Linked DNA regions of Homo sapiens: region 1 is linked to region 2. The links are chromatin loops, found by intact Hi-C in ENCODE. Cell type or tissue: PC-9. All regions are shown on one strand.

Region 1 (8,000 bases), 230 kb before region 2:
CTTCCCTACTGAGTTATTGATCCTGGCCCAGCCCTTAGAGATTCCTTCCCTTGGTGAACTTGAGAGTGTATACCTGTGGAGCAAGATGTTTCATGGGGTGCCAGACGAAAACATTGGAACTGATGTTTATTCTCATTTCATCCTCTTAAAAGGTCAACTTATGTGATGTTTTAAGGTATAGAATGTGTGGTACACTAACACATTTTTTGATTTATAAATGACATGGGACGGAAAGAACATAAAATGTACTGCCTGGGTACAGTGGCTCATGCCTGTAATCCCAGCACGGTGGGAGGTCGAGGTGGGTGGATCACGTGAGGTCAGGAGTTCAAGACCAGCCTGGACAACACGGAGAAACCCCGTCTATACTAAAAAACACAAAAATTAGCTGGGTATGGTGGCACACTCCTAAAGTCTCAGCTACTCAGGAGGCTGAGGCAGGAGAGTCGCTTGAACCCAGGAGGCAGAGGTTGCAGTGAGCCGAGATCATGCCATTGCACACCAGCCTGGGCGACAGAGCGAGACTCAAAGAAAGAGAAAAAGAAAGAAGAAAGAAAGAGAAGAAAAAAAGAAAAGAAGGAAGGGAGGGCGGGAGAGAGGAGAGAGAAATTACTGCTGGCTGAAATCAAGAAAGGTTTGGTTTTGGGCCGGGTGCTGTGGCTCACACCTGTAATCTCAGCACTTTGGGAGGCCGAGGCGGGCGGGTCACGAGGTCAAGAGATTGAGACCATCCTGGCCAACATGGTGAAACCCCGTCTCTACTAAAAAGTCAGCTGAGTGTGGTGGCGGGCACTTATAGTCCCAGCTACTCAGGAGGCTGAGGTTGAACCCGGGAGGCGGAGGTTGCAGTGAGCTGAGATCGCACCACTGTGCCCAGGCCTAGTGACAGAGCAAGACTCCATCTCAAAAAAAGCAAAAAAAGAAAGGTTTGGTTTCATCATACCAGTCTACTACTTGCACTTAATAAATACCAAATACCACTTTATATCTTCATATCATTGGTTTTTTGTTTGTTTGTTTAAGAGACAAAGTCTTGCTCTGTTGCCCAGGCTGGAGTGCAGTGAACTGTCATGGTTTACTGCATCCCTGAACTCCTAGGCTCAAGCAGTCCTCCCATGTCAGCTCCTGAGTAGCTGGGACTATAGGCGCATGTAACCATGCTTGGCCAATTTTTACTTTTTGTAGAGATGGTCTACAAAAGTAAAGTTGCCATGTTGCCCAGGCTGGTCTCAAACTCCTGGCCTCAAGCAGTCCTCTGGCTTCGGCCTCCCACGGTGTTGGGATTATAGGTGTGAGCCACAGTGTCCGGCCTACATCATTGTTTAAGTCCTGTCTCTTTACCTAGTTTGCAAGGACCGTGTCTTATATCCTTGGGATAGCACATTTTTGGGATTGGTGTTTGGATGGTATGTCACAGGTTGTAGATGCTCTGTCAGCATTTGTAACTGAGGATGATGAAGATGATACTAGAGAACTAAGTTCTCCAAACCAGTACCTCAGTGTGTGTCTGTGTGTGTGTGTGTGCATGTGCGTGTGTTTGTGCGTGTGTGTGTGTGTTTGTGTCCGCGTGTGTGTGTGTGAAGGAGAGGGTATGAGCTGAAGCCTCTCATTCTCTTGCGGACTTGACTTCCCATGCAGCCACAGACCTTCACCTGGGATGAGGCCATTTATAGTTTTTTTTTTATTAAAACCTTTTTCTTTCACAACAATTTTAGATTTACAGAAACATTGCAAAGATAGTACAGAGTGTTCCTGTGTATCTTTTACCCAGTCCCTGTTGTTAACATCCTATATTAATGTAGTACATTTGTCACAACTAAGGAACAAGTATTAATATATTGCTATTAAATAAGTCCACAGCTTGTTCAGTTTCTTTAATATTTCTCTAGTGTCTTTTTTTCTCTTCCAGGAAACCACATTACATTTAGTAGTTATGCCCCTTGGGCTCCCCCAGTCCATTCCTTGTTTAGAGTGACCTGGACAGCTTTGAGGAGTACTGACTGGTCAGATATTTTGTAGAATGTCCCTCAACTGGGATTTGTCTGATGTTTTTCTCACGATTAGACTGGGGGTGTGGGTTTCTGGGAGGAAGACCACAGAGTTAAAGTGCCATTCTCATCACATCACATCAAGGGTGTGTGCACACAACATCACACAGCATGACTTGTCACTTGATCACCTGGCTGAGTAGTGTTTGTCAGCTTTCACCCTGTAAAGTTACTCTGTCCTCCCCTCCCCATGGTGTACGAGTGCAGGGTCAACACTTAATGAGTGGCAAGCTGTGCTCCACCTCTTTGCAAGGAAGTGTCTGTAGACATTCTTTGGAGTTCTGTTGAAGAGACTCGCGTATTCTCTTCTTTTCTTTTTTTCTTCCTCTTCCCCTTCCCTTTCCTTGACAGGTCTTGCTCTGTAGTCCAAACTGGAGTGCAGTAGCACAGTCATGACTCACTGCAGCCTTGAACTCCCGGGCCCATGCGATCCTCTGTTTATTTCTTTATTCAAGCATTTACTTATGTCAGTGTGGATGCATGGATATTTATTTTATACTTCGAGTTGATTCCACAGTGTTGTTTATTTGTTCTTACATTGTACCAGCTTTGGCCATCGAGAGCTCTTTCAGTTAGCTCCTGGGTGCCCCGCTGACATATCCTCATTTTTTTTTTAAGCATTTCCTTATTTTCTGGCATTTCAAGAAGCTACAGGTTCATCTTGTATATTCCCTGCCCCAGTCCTAGAATCAGCCTTTTCTTCAAGGAGCTCTGGTTCCTCTGATTGGAGAGTGATATGAGAAACCAAGATCTGGGCCAGGCGCAGTGGCTCATGCCTGTAATCCCAGCACTTTGGGAGGCCGAGGTGGGCGGATCACTTGAGGTCAGGAGTTCAAGACTAGCCTGACCAACGTGGTAAAACCTCGTCTCTACTAACAATACAAAAATTAGCCAGGTGTGGTGGTGTGCGCCTGTAATCCCAGCTACTCGGGAGGTTGAGGCAGGAGAATCACTTGAACCCAGGAGATGGAAGTTGCAATGAGCCGAGATCGGACCACTGCACTCCAGCCTGGGTGACAGAGTGAGATTGTCTCAAAAAAAACCAAACAAACAAAAAAAACAAGATCTGGGTGCTGGGTTTGCTCATTGCTTCTGGGCATTTTTAATAGATTTTTGATCCTCTGCTTCCTGTACCTAATCTTTGGGGTTGTGGGGAGGGGAGGAGAGAGCAACTTTGGGACCTCTTAGAGACAGATGAGCTGGAAGGACTCTGTCCATGTTTTCTCCCTGTCACTTAAACTATTAAATACCACCATAAACATTCTAAATACCATGTTTGTGGTACTAACTGCATTATAATGATATTGGCAGAATCTTATTTTTCTTTTTAGAGTAATAAATATATGAAAAATAGATTCGATTTACCTCCTCCAAGAGCAGCTTAATCTCTGAGAATATGAACGAAACCTCTTTGGCTTAAGAATTTAGTTAGAGAGGATTATTTTGGGGGGTCTTTCAGTGTTGGAATTGCTGAAAAGGTTTATAGGCAACTCCTTGAATTGGTAAAAGTTCAGATGAAATTTCTACTGGCGAGTCTCTTGAAGAGCATGGGGCTGTAGACTTGCTTTGATCTGTTTACTGAGCTTTGCTTTGCTTTTTTTTTCTTTTTATTATAGAAAATTTCAAACATACAGAAAAATAGAGTGAAGTGGTATAGTGGACCCTCGTGTTCCCGTCACCCAGCATCCACAGTATTTTCATTCATGATTCATCTTGTTTCACCTTTACCCTTCCCTCTGCCCTAGCCTTTGTTGTATTGATGTAAATCTCAGTGACGGATCAGTGCAGCTGAAAATGCTTCAGGAAGAAGTAAGTGTGTTTTTATAAAACAGGATGGCTTGCGTGCAGATCACCTAGGTATTTGTAGAAATGCAGATTTTGGCCGGGCGCAGTGGCTCATGCCTGTAATCCCAACACTTTGGGAAACCGAGGCAGGCAGATCATGAGGTCAGGAGATCGAGACCGTCCTGGCTAACATGGTGAAACCGCGTCTCTACTAAAAATACAAAAAATTAGCCAGGTGTGGTGGCGGGTGCCTGTAGTCCCAGCTACTCAGGAGGCTGAGGCAAGATAATCGCTTGAACCTGGGAGGCGGAGGTTGCAGTGAACCAAGATAGTGCCACTGCACTCCCGCCTGGGTGACAGAGTGAGAATCCATCTCAAAAAAAAAAAAAAAAAAAGAAATGCAGATTTCTGGGTCCCAAACTAACCAGCTGAATCAAAATGCTGAAGGCTGGGCTGGAATCCTGCATTTATAATAGTTTTCTGGTTATTTCTCCCCTCATCCCCTCACTGCCACAACACACATATTTCATCTTCTACTACGTACAAAATAATACCAGTTATTTACTGGAAATCTGTTGACTTGTGTAACTAGTGAGAATCAAGGAAAGGAGGAAAACATTCCATTTGATTAAAAACTTGAGATTTTAAAATGAATGCCAACACCTGAAATCTGAAGAGCTCACTCATCCTGAGCACCACGTGTAAATATCTCCCTGTGAGTACATATGCCATCACCACAAAGGAATTCAAGCACTCCGGGGCAGAACACAGCTAAAGCTTGAAATAAGTATTTTTTTATTTTTTTAAAAACTTCACTCCTTCTCTAGATGTCTGTATGAATAATAGCTTCTTTACATTTTACGAATATCATGTATAAATATCAGGGAAAACAGCAGGTAGTCCGACAATCAGATGCTGGTACCGTGAGCTGAGAATCTTGGTGCCAGTCCTGGACCACCAGGCCTCAGCTCACTGCAGCTAGAGTCAGGGTGGCAGGTGACTCGTAGGGAAATTTTGAGAGCAGGTATAAAACCGTGACATTCTTAATTCCCTTGGTGATAAATGGGTGTGCTGTAACGTGAGAACCCCTGATTCGTAATCTATACGGTAACTTGCAGGGTGTTTTGTTTTGCTAGGATAATATGTTGTTAGCATCTTGCTTTTAAAAAGTTTATTTTTCTAAGCTAACTCATTTAGGTGTAGCCTAGGATTTGTAGCCTATTTCATATTTTTTGATAGGTACTTTTTTTTAAAAGCTGTTTGTTGTTATATTTTGATATATTTGCTGTGGATGATTGATCTGTACAAAATTTTCTTATGATGAGCTAAAAAAAGTAAACTGTCTCTGAAGCTGCTACATTATAATGATTGTATAATCATCAGTCGGGTTTGATGAAGAACACCATAGGCTCTTGTATTAGTACAGACTATTTTTTGACAACATGTATGCCTTGGGTGGGAGAAAAGAATTTAGTTACATCTATGATAGCGGTTTTTGAGAGAGGAGCTGCTCTTATTTAAAAGTGAAACCACTATAATTTTAAAAGGCTTATTTTTTTTTCCCCCTTCAGGCTCATATTCTCAGTCCATCCCCAAACTTTGTTTTCCCTGTTTTTGCTAGACTGAGGAAGGGACTTGAGTTTGACATGGTATAATTGCAACCTTTAATTATAGGAAGTAAATCCCCAAGACATCTTGGACTTAGAAGATAAAGGAGGAGAAGTTTGCAATCATTTTGCACATTTAAAATATCTGTTTTAACCAACTAGTAATTATAAAATTTTGTAGTTGCAGCTTTTTACTGCAAAACTAAAGTGTTGTGATCTATTGGTGGCCTCTCAGATTAGCCACTAAATTTAAGTTTAAAGTATTTTTCTCATCGCAGATTCTTCTCAGAACCCTCAATAAATTAAACTTGTGCCCCTTTCAAGAGGAAAAAATATCCTGTCCCCATTCTTTCCTGGCAATTTGCCCCTGTAGAAGGGTTCCCTATCTAGGCAGCAGCGGTTGCTTCCCCGGATCCAGCCTGTCAGTTACTGAGCAGAGCCCCACTTGACTCTTACCTCAGACTGTTATTAAAATGCAACACCCTGACACTGATTGCTGGTAAGGCACTGAAAAATAACCAACTTACCAAAATAGCCCCCTGGGAACACTCTCCCAGAGGCCTGCCACAGCAGTACAATTCGGGAATCTGTCATCTAACTTAGTTTTCTGTATTGAAAAGAAAATTCACTTTAATAAAGAGCTGATCACCAACATTAACCGTATAGGCACCCGGTAGACTTAGAAAATGTTGGGACCGTAAATCCTAGTCTGTAGAATTTTAGAGTTGAAATGCCAGTTTTACAGATGCAGTCAGTCTCACACCGCCAGTTAGGGGCAGGTCCGATTCAAGAGTGAGGGTCCTAAGGTCCAGGCCACCCGTTCACCCTGGTGAACCGCATTGTGCTTTAAAGAACCTCTGTAGTGCGATGCGCATGCACACACGGAGACCCAACTCCAGCCACTTCTCTGGATATTGATTTCTGTATATTCTCTGAAAGTACTGGGGTGAAATGTTAAACTACGAATCATAAGATTGCCTCTTGAAGTACTAAAGAAAATGCCATATTGAAAATTAGGAAACCAAGCCTGGCGTGGTGGCTCACTCCTGTAATCCCAGCACTTTGGGAGGCCAAGGCAGGTGGATCATGAGGTTAGGAGATCAAGACCATCCTGGCCAACATGGTGAAACCTTGTTTCTACTAAAATACAAAAAAAAAAAATTAGCCTGGCATGGTGGTGTGCACCTTTAGTCCCAGCAACTCGGGAGGCTGAGGCAGAGGAATCGCTTGAACCCAGGAGGGTGGAGGTTGCAGTGAGCCGAGATTGCGCCACTGCATTCCAGCCTGGCACAGAGCCAGACTCCATCTCAAAAAAAAAAAAGAAAATTAGGAAACCAAAGTGCTAGCTTCCATAATTAGGCTGAAAAAAATCACATTCATATTGTTTTTAAATTTGTGCCGGGCATGGTGGCTCAGGGCTGTAATCCCAGCACTTTGGGAGGCTGAGGCGGCTGGATCGCTTGAGGCCAGGAGTTCGAGACCAGCCTGGGCAACATGGCAAGACCTCGACGCTACAAAAATTTTTTAAAAAAATTAGCTGGGTGTGGTGGTGTGCACCTGTGGTTACAGCTACTCAAGAGGCTGAGGTGGGAGGATCACTTGAGCCTGAGAGGTCTAGGCTGTGTTCGCACCTCTGCACTCCAGCCTGGGCGACAGAGCCGGACTGTCGAGACCGTGTCTCGGGTTAAAAAAAAAATTGTAAAAACAACTATTTAGTTTCTACCTATGAGATGACATTATACCATTTAATTAAAGGTAATAAAAATGTTTCTGACTTTTAAGAAGTGTAATCATAAACTTGTAAGCATTCATTTGTAAACATGAAAGATACTTTAAACACCACCATTGATTTATATGCTTTTGTGGAGGTCTGGACTCCTTTTTTTTTCCTTTCCAACTTTCGTTTTTGTTTCGGGGGGTGCATGTGCAGGTTTGTCACGTGGGTAAATTGCATGTCGTGGGGATTTGGTGTATAGATAATTTTGTCACCCAGGCAATCAGCATAGTACCCCATAGGCAGTTTCCCAGTTCTCACCCTCCTCCAACCCTGGATGGTTTTAGGAATCCGCAACTGCTGTAGGTCCCAAGAATAATGCTCATTGGCGGATATTTTGTATATCCTTTCAAGAGTCACGGACAGGTATTTTAAAAAGCGTGTGGAACAGTCAACAAATGTCATTTTTCTCCTCTTCTTTCTCTCAGCTCTTTAAAACAAGGCATTGTGACCCATGCCTCTCATCCCACCCTTTCCTGGCAGCTGCAGCATCCCTCACTTATGTCCTCTTTGTCTCCTGCTCCTGGACCCTTGCTGTCAGCTTATATAATAAATAACAGTTCAGTGAATAACTCTACATGGTGTGTGTGTGTGTGTGTGTGTGTGTGTGTGTGTGTGTGTGTGTGTGTGTATATATATAACTGGATCTCACTCTGTCCCCTAGGCTGGGGTGTCCCTTCCCAAAGTGCTGGGCTTACAGGCTGAGCCACTGTGCCTGGCCTGCATAACACTTTTAAACATGCTTTTCTCCTCTGCCTTCCATGGTAGTATGCCTCCCTGTTGCCT
Region 2 (8,000 bases):
ACATGTGACCCAATGTGGTTGCCCATGGAGGTTATCTCTTAGGCCCATGTAGAAAAAGGTGACAGCTACGTTTACCCTTAGGGCCTATCAGCCACCCTGAGGAAAAACACTGCACTCTGCAACCCCTGAGGAAGAAGTCACCCAGGAGGCTACTGAGGATGAAATGAGACAACAGAAGTGCCCGGCACGCGGTGGACACATCCGGAGACCCGTGTTTCTGTATGGAAGCACGTGGCGCAAGGGCAGGGAAATACTTCTAAGACGGCACAAGAGCGGAGCAATACTTCTAAGAAGAGCCACGCCCACGCTACGCCTCTGTGATTTCCACTATCCTTACCCCGTAACTCCTGGCGTTTATGGTTGGAACCCCAGTGAAACCACCATTTCCAAGGGGACTGTGACCGCTAATCATGACACCTGCCAGCCATTCAGACACTAACGATAACCTCTCATCCCCTTCTTGAAAAGTCCCCTGTCAGCCTGGGTGCAGTGGTTCACACCTGTAATCCCAGCACTTTGGGAGGCCGAGGCAGGTGGATTACCTTAAGTCAGGAGTTCAAGACTAGCCTGGCCAGCATGGTGAAACCCCATCTCTACTACAAAAAAAAAAAATACGGCCGGGGATGGTGGCTCACGCCTGTAATCCCAGCACTTTGGGAGGCCGATGGGAAGTTTTTGTTTGTTTGTTTGTTTTCTGACATGGAGTCTCACCTCAGGGCGGATCACCTGAGGTTGGGAGTTCGAGACCAGCCTGACCAACATGGAGAAACCCCATCTCTACTGAAAGTACAAAAATTAGCCAGGCATGGTGGCGCATGCCTGTAATCCCAGCTACTCGGGAGACTAAGGCAGGAGAATCGCCAGGCATGGTGGTGTATGCATATGTCCCATCTACAAGGGAGGCTGAGGTAGGAGGATGGCTTGAGCCCAGAAGATCGAGGCTGCAATGAGCCATGATGGCACAGCCCGGGTTTCAAGGTAAGACCCTGCCTCAAAAAGGGGGGAAAAAAAAAAAGAACATACTGACTGGAAAACAAGGCTAGAAAGAAAGACAAGGATGATAAAGCGTCTGCCTTAGAGTGCTCACATCTCGGGTGATGGTTTTTAATTTTCTCTATTCCCCCTGTTTTCAACCACGAGTCAGTGGCTGCTGACCAGACCATTCAGGTACCTTGGCAGCGAGAAAGATGAGCAGGGGAAATGCACCAGAGTCCATGGTTACAAGATATCCAAAGGCTTAAAAAAAAAAACAAAACAGCAGAAGGCTGGGCACAGTGGCTCATGCCTGTAATCCCAGCACTTTGGGAGGCTGAGGCGGGCAGATCACGAGGTCAAGAGATTGAGACCAGCCTGGCAAACATGGTGAAACAATACCGCTCCTACTAAAAATACAAAAATTAGCTGGGCGTGGTGGTGTGCACCTGTAGTCGCAGCTACTCAGGAGGCTGAGGCAGGAGAATTGCTTGAAGCCGGGACACAGAGGTTGCAGTGAGTCAAGATCGCGCCACTGCACTCCAGCCTGGGCGACAGAGCGAGACTTCGTCTCAAGAACAAAAACAAAAATAAAAAAACAAAACCAGCAGAAAAAACCTACAGCTACCCTAAGGCCCCCTACCCCACAGCCCCTATTTCTTCCTCTGTGCTTAGATCTCCCCTTCCCAAATAGAAACAGACTGGAAAGGATGGCTGTGGTCTTCTGGGGGAAAAAAGTGGGAGGGCCCTGGAAAAACAGCAATTATGAAGTTTTTGTTTGTTTTTTTTTGAGATGGAGTCTCACTCTGTTGCCCAGGCTGGACTGTAGTGGAGCGATCTTGGCTCACTGCAAACTCTGCCTCCCGGGTTCAAGTGATTCTCCTGTATCAGCCTCTCAAGTAGCTGGAATTACAGGCATGCGCCACCATGCCTGGCTAATTTTTTGGTATTTTTTTTAGTACAGACAGGTTTCACCATGTTGGCCAGGCTAGGCTCGAACTCCTGACCTCGGGTGATCCGCCCGCCTTGGCCTTCCAAAGTGCTGGGATTACAGGCCTGAGCCACTGTACCCGGCCACAATTATGAAGTCTGAAGTATATGCATGCTGGTAAAACCACACACCAGCCCACGAGGGAGAAAAACATCACTCCACTCAGACACACAAAAAACGCGGAAGCACCATGTACACCCAGAGCACCGCTAACATTTCTATCAGTCCTGCCCTTTCACTGAAAGTTGTTGAAAACAGACCTTTAATACCAGAGATGCCGACGTGGGGGCTGTCACCAGGCCATCTCCTAACAGCCACATCCTCTCTGACCTGGTGTTCCTTGGCTCATGCCTGGGGAGCTTTGCTAGCAGCTGGGTCCTGGGAGTGTGATCTAAATTGGGCCGTGGGGTATAAGGGGCTGTGTGCTGGAGCTTTGGGGCAAAGGTTGTCAGCACACCTGAGAAGAAATTCCCCTTCCTGCCTTTGGAGACAATGGGGAGAGAGAGGATGTGATGGTTGGAGAGGCAGTGGCAGCCATCCTGGCACCATGAGGAAATGAGTATGAGGATGAGAAGACAGAGAGAAGGAACCTGGGTCCCTAGTGATGATAAACTGACAACCTGCTGCTCCTCATGTGGAATAATAAAGATGCTGATTGCTTAACTCACTGTTCATTGGGTATTTTATTTTTTACTTTTAGGCAAAAGCATCCTACATTATTCACACAGCAGTGAGTGAGCCGATGCCAGGAGAGAGCTAAGTGTAAGTATCCACTGCTAGACATCAGAAATGGCACCGCTGTCACAGAGGCCGACCCTCGAGGCGCACAGAATGAACGTTTTGAAATGATTCATGATTTTCATGTATGTGATAACACCCCTTCGAGTTTTCTCATATGAGAGTTATAAAGTTTCATGATGAAGTTGTGAATACCAAATACCAAAACGGAGTAACTAGACAATAAAATCTTCTTGGAAGATGAGAAAAATACAATCTATCTTTGGTCTTTTTTTTTTTCTATGAATTGTCCATGACTCTTCCATACAGGGAATTTAAACAGATACGGGGTGCCTTTTTAGTCTGAACTGTATCAATAAAAGAAAAATGGAGCCAGTCAAGGAAGTAACTCCTCCTGAGATAGCATTGTACCATGGAATTGTTCGAAACGAGAAGAAAAACCAGTAACTACATGAGATAGCAAGTATTAAGCAAAAGGACAGCTTGAAACTAAATAAAACAGAAAGTTATTTCTGTTCCCTCTGAATAAAATACATACGCACAAGTGGCTGGGCACGGTGGCACACACCTGTAATCCTAGCATTTTGAGAGGCGTAGGCGGGTGGGTCACCCGAGGTCAGGAGTTTGAGACCAGCCTGGCCAAGATGGTGAAACCATGTGTCTACTAAAAATATGAAAATTAGCCGGGTATGGTGGTGGGCACCTGTAATCCCAGTTGCTCAGAAGGCTGAGGCATGAGAATTGCTTGAACCCTGGAGGCAGAGGCTGCAGGGAGCCAAGATCACGCCACTGCACTCCAGCCTAGGTGATGGAGTGAGGTTCCGTCTCAAAAAAACAAAAACAAAAAATACCCCATAGATATATACATGCACATGAAAGAAATTTCACCATCACAAAATACTTTCCTCACTGAAATGAAAGTTCTAAGCCTGTGTTGTTTATACCAACATCGTTGCTGTGGAAATAGCTGTTTCAACATTAGGAACTCACGACTGACTCAAGTAAGGTGTGGAGCAGAAGTCTTATTTAAACAGTGGCAGGACCCATAAAACATTAAAAAGGCAAACTGGGTGTGGTGAGTCAGAGCACCATATGTTTTAATGTAAGGGTCACACATGTTTTCTTTCTGATGCATGACACCAATAGGATGTTTCTTTTTATTCATGCTATTTTTGGAACCCTATAATCATCTCAACGACTCCCCCAAATATCCTAGGTTTTGCTGTCTGCTTCTGTCTACATCCGGCAGCCTCCGTATTTTATTAAATTCATTGTGCTTAGAACAGAGTTACTACAGTTCAGTCCTCGCTGGCACATGCAGGATTATGGCACCAACCAGGGCACAAGCAGGATTTTGGAAAACTTCTGCATGTAACTGAGTCTATTAAATATAGCAGTACTGGGCTGGGTGAGGCCAGTCATCCTAGCACTTTGAGAGGCCAAGGCAGGGGGAATCCTAGAGGCCAAGAGTTCAAGACCAACCTGGCCAACACAGAGAGACCCCCTAAAATATATATAAATATATAAATATATTTATATATTTATATATATACACATATATTTATATTATGTATATTATAAATATACATAATATATATATTATAAATATATTTATATTATATATAAATATATATACATACATATTTATATTATAAATATACATATTTACATTATAAATACACATATATTTATATTATAAATACACATATATTTATAAATATACATATATTTATATTATAAATATATGTATATTAATATTATAAATACATATATATTTATATATGTATATTATATGTATATTTATAATATACATATATTTATATATGTATATTATATATATTTTTATATATATAAATAATATTATGGCTGGGCGCGGTGGCTCACACCTGTAATCTCAGTACTTTGGTAGGCTGAGGCAGGAGGATCACCTGAGGTCAGGAGTTCGAGATCAGCCTGGCCAACATGGCGAAACCCCGTCTCTACTAAAAATACAAAAAAATTAGCCAGGCGTGGTGGCGGGCATCTGTAGTCTCAGCTACTTAGGAGGCTGAGGCAGGAGAATTGCTTGAACCTGGGCAGCAGAGGTTGCAGTGAGCCGAGATCGTGCCACTGCACTCCAGCCTGGGTGACAGAGCAAGACTCTGTCTCAATAAAATAAAATAAAATAAAATAAAATAAAATAAAATAAAATAAAAAATTAAAAAATACATAGATCGCTTTCTCGCAGTACTGACTTATTCACTAACAAGGCATCACTTCCAGCATATGGTCTACCGTGTGCCTATGGCTTTATACGGAGACTGTGAGGACCCAGATCGCCTCTGCACCCAACAGCCCAGCTCCTCAACTCCACTGTCAGGCCTCTCATTTGTCCCTGTCTTTTATGGGTCAGTTAAGAGCTTCCCAAACAATCCTAAAAACCCTCAGGCCAACCCCATCGAGAAACCATGTGACTTGCCCGCACCTTCCCTTGGTGATGCCCCCACTCCTCTGCTTCCCCTTCCTACTTCTTAACTGGACATGGATGCACTTTTCTTTAAATACGCACACACTTTACCATGATTTTCCTCCGGTTAAGCCAGAAATTTTACCCTTTGTACAATAAAACATATTCAACAAGTTTTTTAAATGAGAGTGCTGTGTGGGGCCGTTTTAAAAGCCCACCTTTCCCTAACCCCCGACAGTGAAGTGTTCTATAAACAGAAGCCCAGATCCCCTCGGCAGCGGGCACTGCCCAGGGTGTAACCGCCCTCTCTGCCTGCACAGGAGAGCGATTCATACCAGCAGAACCGGAAAAATCACAGCTGAAAGCAACCAGGGAAGAGGCAAGGGCCAAGAGAGCAATGTAAAGGAGTCGGATTTTCTACTAGGTGAGTCACAGGAAACACTCTGGCCACAGCCCGAGGCCCCAGGAGGCCCGGCTCGCCCATCAGGAATGTAGGTCAAACTCCCAGCGGGAAGGGTGAGAGCCCAGGCACCCAGGGCAAAAGCTCAAGTTCCTAGGAGAACAGGGAGGCTGGCCAGAAAACAAGGCCTCCACTCGCCCTCCGGCACCAGTCCCAGCCCACCCTACGACTAAGCATCAATTTCCACAGACCGCGGTGAAGTAGAACCACAGCATGCTGGCCCAGATCTCTCCTCTGTTCTGGACTGGGCCATCCCACGCGTTTCTCTTGGGGTTCACAGGATGACAAGTGGGGTTTATGTATAAAGGGACAGATCGCTCACCCAGTTCAGTTGACACGGGGGACCCAGTGGCAATCTCACCGATCTTGGCCACTCCATCGTAGTAGGCTTTTCCTGCCAGGATCATAGCTAGACACAAAAGGTGACACACAAAATCGTCACTTAGACAAGGAAAGGAGGAAGCAACACAAGTTTTCTTCCAAACACCCCCTGGTCCCTTCTGGCTGCAGGAAGGTTTGGGCTGTGGCAGGTGTGGCTCTCAGGAGGTAAGACCTGTGTTGAGAGTGGTGCCGGGGTGGAGGCCCTCCAGCCAAGGGACAGCCCCATGAGATCCTCGTCTCTGACCAGCCCCGGGGAACCTTCAGCAGCAGGTGCTGAAAGTCCAGAGAAGGCTCAGCTTGCTCCTGATGCCAGTTTCAGAGTGGATGCGTTCCTAACGTTGAACTAGGGCTTTGCCTGGGCACGGTGGCTCACACCTGTAATCCCAGCCCTTTGGGAGGCTGAGGTGGGAGGAGTTTGAGACCAGCCTGGGCAACATGGTAAAACCCCGCCTCTACAAAAAAAAAAAAAAATACATAAATTAGCCAGGCATGGTGGAGTGTGCCTGCAGTCCCAGCTACTTGGGAGGCTGAGGTGAGAGGATCGCTTGAGCCCAGGAGGCGGAGGTTGCAAGTGAGCCGAGATCATGACACTGCATTCTACTCTGGGTGACACAGCCAGATATTGTCTCAAAAATAAATATAAAAAAAGAAGATACATCCTCTCCAGCCAGAAATCTTTTCTGAGCTAGTTCTTCTCCAGCACTCCAGGTCTGCAACATTCTTAGTTAGGAGTTGTGTGAGGTGGACTAGGAGCCTGGTCCTTTGATGGCAGTGCTTAATTTTTCTATTGAAAAAGGCATTTTGAGCCACAACCAACCAACCTATTTGTTGCCAGGAGAGAATATATGAAATTTGAAATATATTATCATTCCAAAAAGCAACACAATTGTCTGAAAAAATAACTGAATGCTCTACTTTTTCTTTTTTGGCAAAGACAAGAAAACTTTTATTGCTACAAGGTGGGTTCTAATTATCTTAAAAATAGTACTGCCCCCTTCGAACTGATTCTGAAGACTAAATTATAACTATGTAACCTCCAGGGGCAAATTACTTACCCTTTCTGAAACAAAGGTTGCTCATCCTTAAAATGCCCTAAGAATGTGAGTGACAGATGAACAAATGGAAGCTGCTAATACACTTTTTTCACTTTACAATCTAGGTTTGAGGGTATTGAAGATGTATGATAGAGACCCAGCCTGGTTAGTGTAATTTTGGAGAAAAGCATTTATTTGGAATTTTACTCTAAGATTGGTTTCAGACATAGAAATCAGTTTCTCCTGGAGCTTTGGAGACCACACAGTTTTGGAGCTAAAAGAGCCCTCGGGAATCCCAGAGGCTATACCAGCTGCAATGCCGCAATGTATAATGGGCAATTGTTTTAACAAGGTGGATTTTATTTTATTTTATTTTTTTAGAGGCAGAGTCTTGTTCTTTCACCCAGGCTGGAGTGCAGTGGCAAGATCATGGCTCACTGCAGCCTTGACCTCCTGGGCTCAAAGGATCCTTCTGCCTCAGCCTCCCAAGTAGCTGGGACTACAGGCACGTGCCACCATTCCTGGCTAATTAAAAAAAAAAAAAAAAAAAAAATTGAAGGGGCTGGGTGCAGTGGCTTACACCTGTACTCCTAGCATTTTGCGAGGCTGAGGTAGGAGGATCACTTGAGCCCAAGAGTTTGAGACCAGCCTGGGCAACATAAGGAGACCCCCCCATATCTCTACTGAAAACAAACAAAAAAAACTAGCCAGGCATGGTGGTGGTGGCACACGCCTATAGTAGTCCCAGCTACTCAGGAAGCTAAGGTGGGAGAATTGCGTGAGCCCAGAAGGTCAAGACTGCAGTGAACCACAACTGTACCACTGTACTCCAGCGTGGGCAAGAGTGAGGCCCCTGTCTCAAAAAAAAAAAAAAAAAAAAAAAAAAATATATATATATATATATATATATATATATTTTTTTTTTTTTTTTTTTAAGAGTAGGGGTCTCACTCTGTTGCCCAGGCTGGTCTTGAACTC

What was found. Hi-C counts contacts between places; a loop is a spot of excess contacts. Peaks named below come from ENCODE experiments on the same cell type or tissue, not always from the same donor. Only the 100,000 strongest peaks of a DNase experiment are listed, where the experiment ranks them.
Region 1: a loop joins it to region 2, with 5 times the contacts of the local background. A loop is called at or near these places in 2 of 110 quality-filtered maps.

The regions. Positions count from the first base shown.
Region 1 is chr7:98,114,883-98,122,882 of GRCh38, forward strand. All of the region lies in intron 1 of LMTK2 (lemur tyrosine kinase 2), which reads left to right. Among named protein-coding and RNA genes, the nearest start is that of LMTK2, 12 kb to the left of the region's middle. In PC-9, no CTCF peak of the experiment used is centred here; DNase peaks (open chromatin) are centred at 2,239 and 4,549; H3K4me3 peaks cover 1,852 bases; H3K27ac peaks cover 5,767 bases.
Region 2 is chr7:98,349,113-98,357,112 of GRCh38, forward strand. It overlaps BAIAP2L1 (BAR/IMD domain containing adaptor protein 2 like 1), which reads right to left. Exons shown (of 14, transcript NM_018842.5): 3 at 5,930-6,016. Among named protein-coding and RNA genes, the nearest start is that of BAIAP2L1, 48 kb to the right of the region's middle. In PC-9, no CTCF peak of the experiment used is centred here; DNase peaks (open chromatin) are centred at 3,709, 5,619 and 6,049; H3K4me3 peaks cover 1,893 bases; H3K27ac peaks cover 7,393 bases.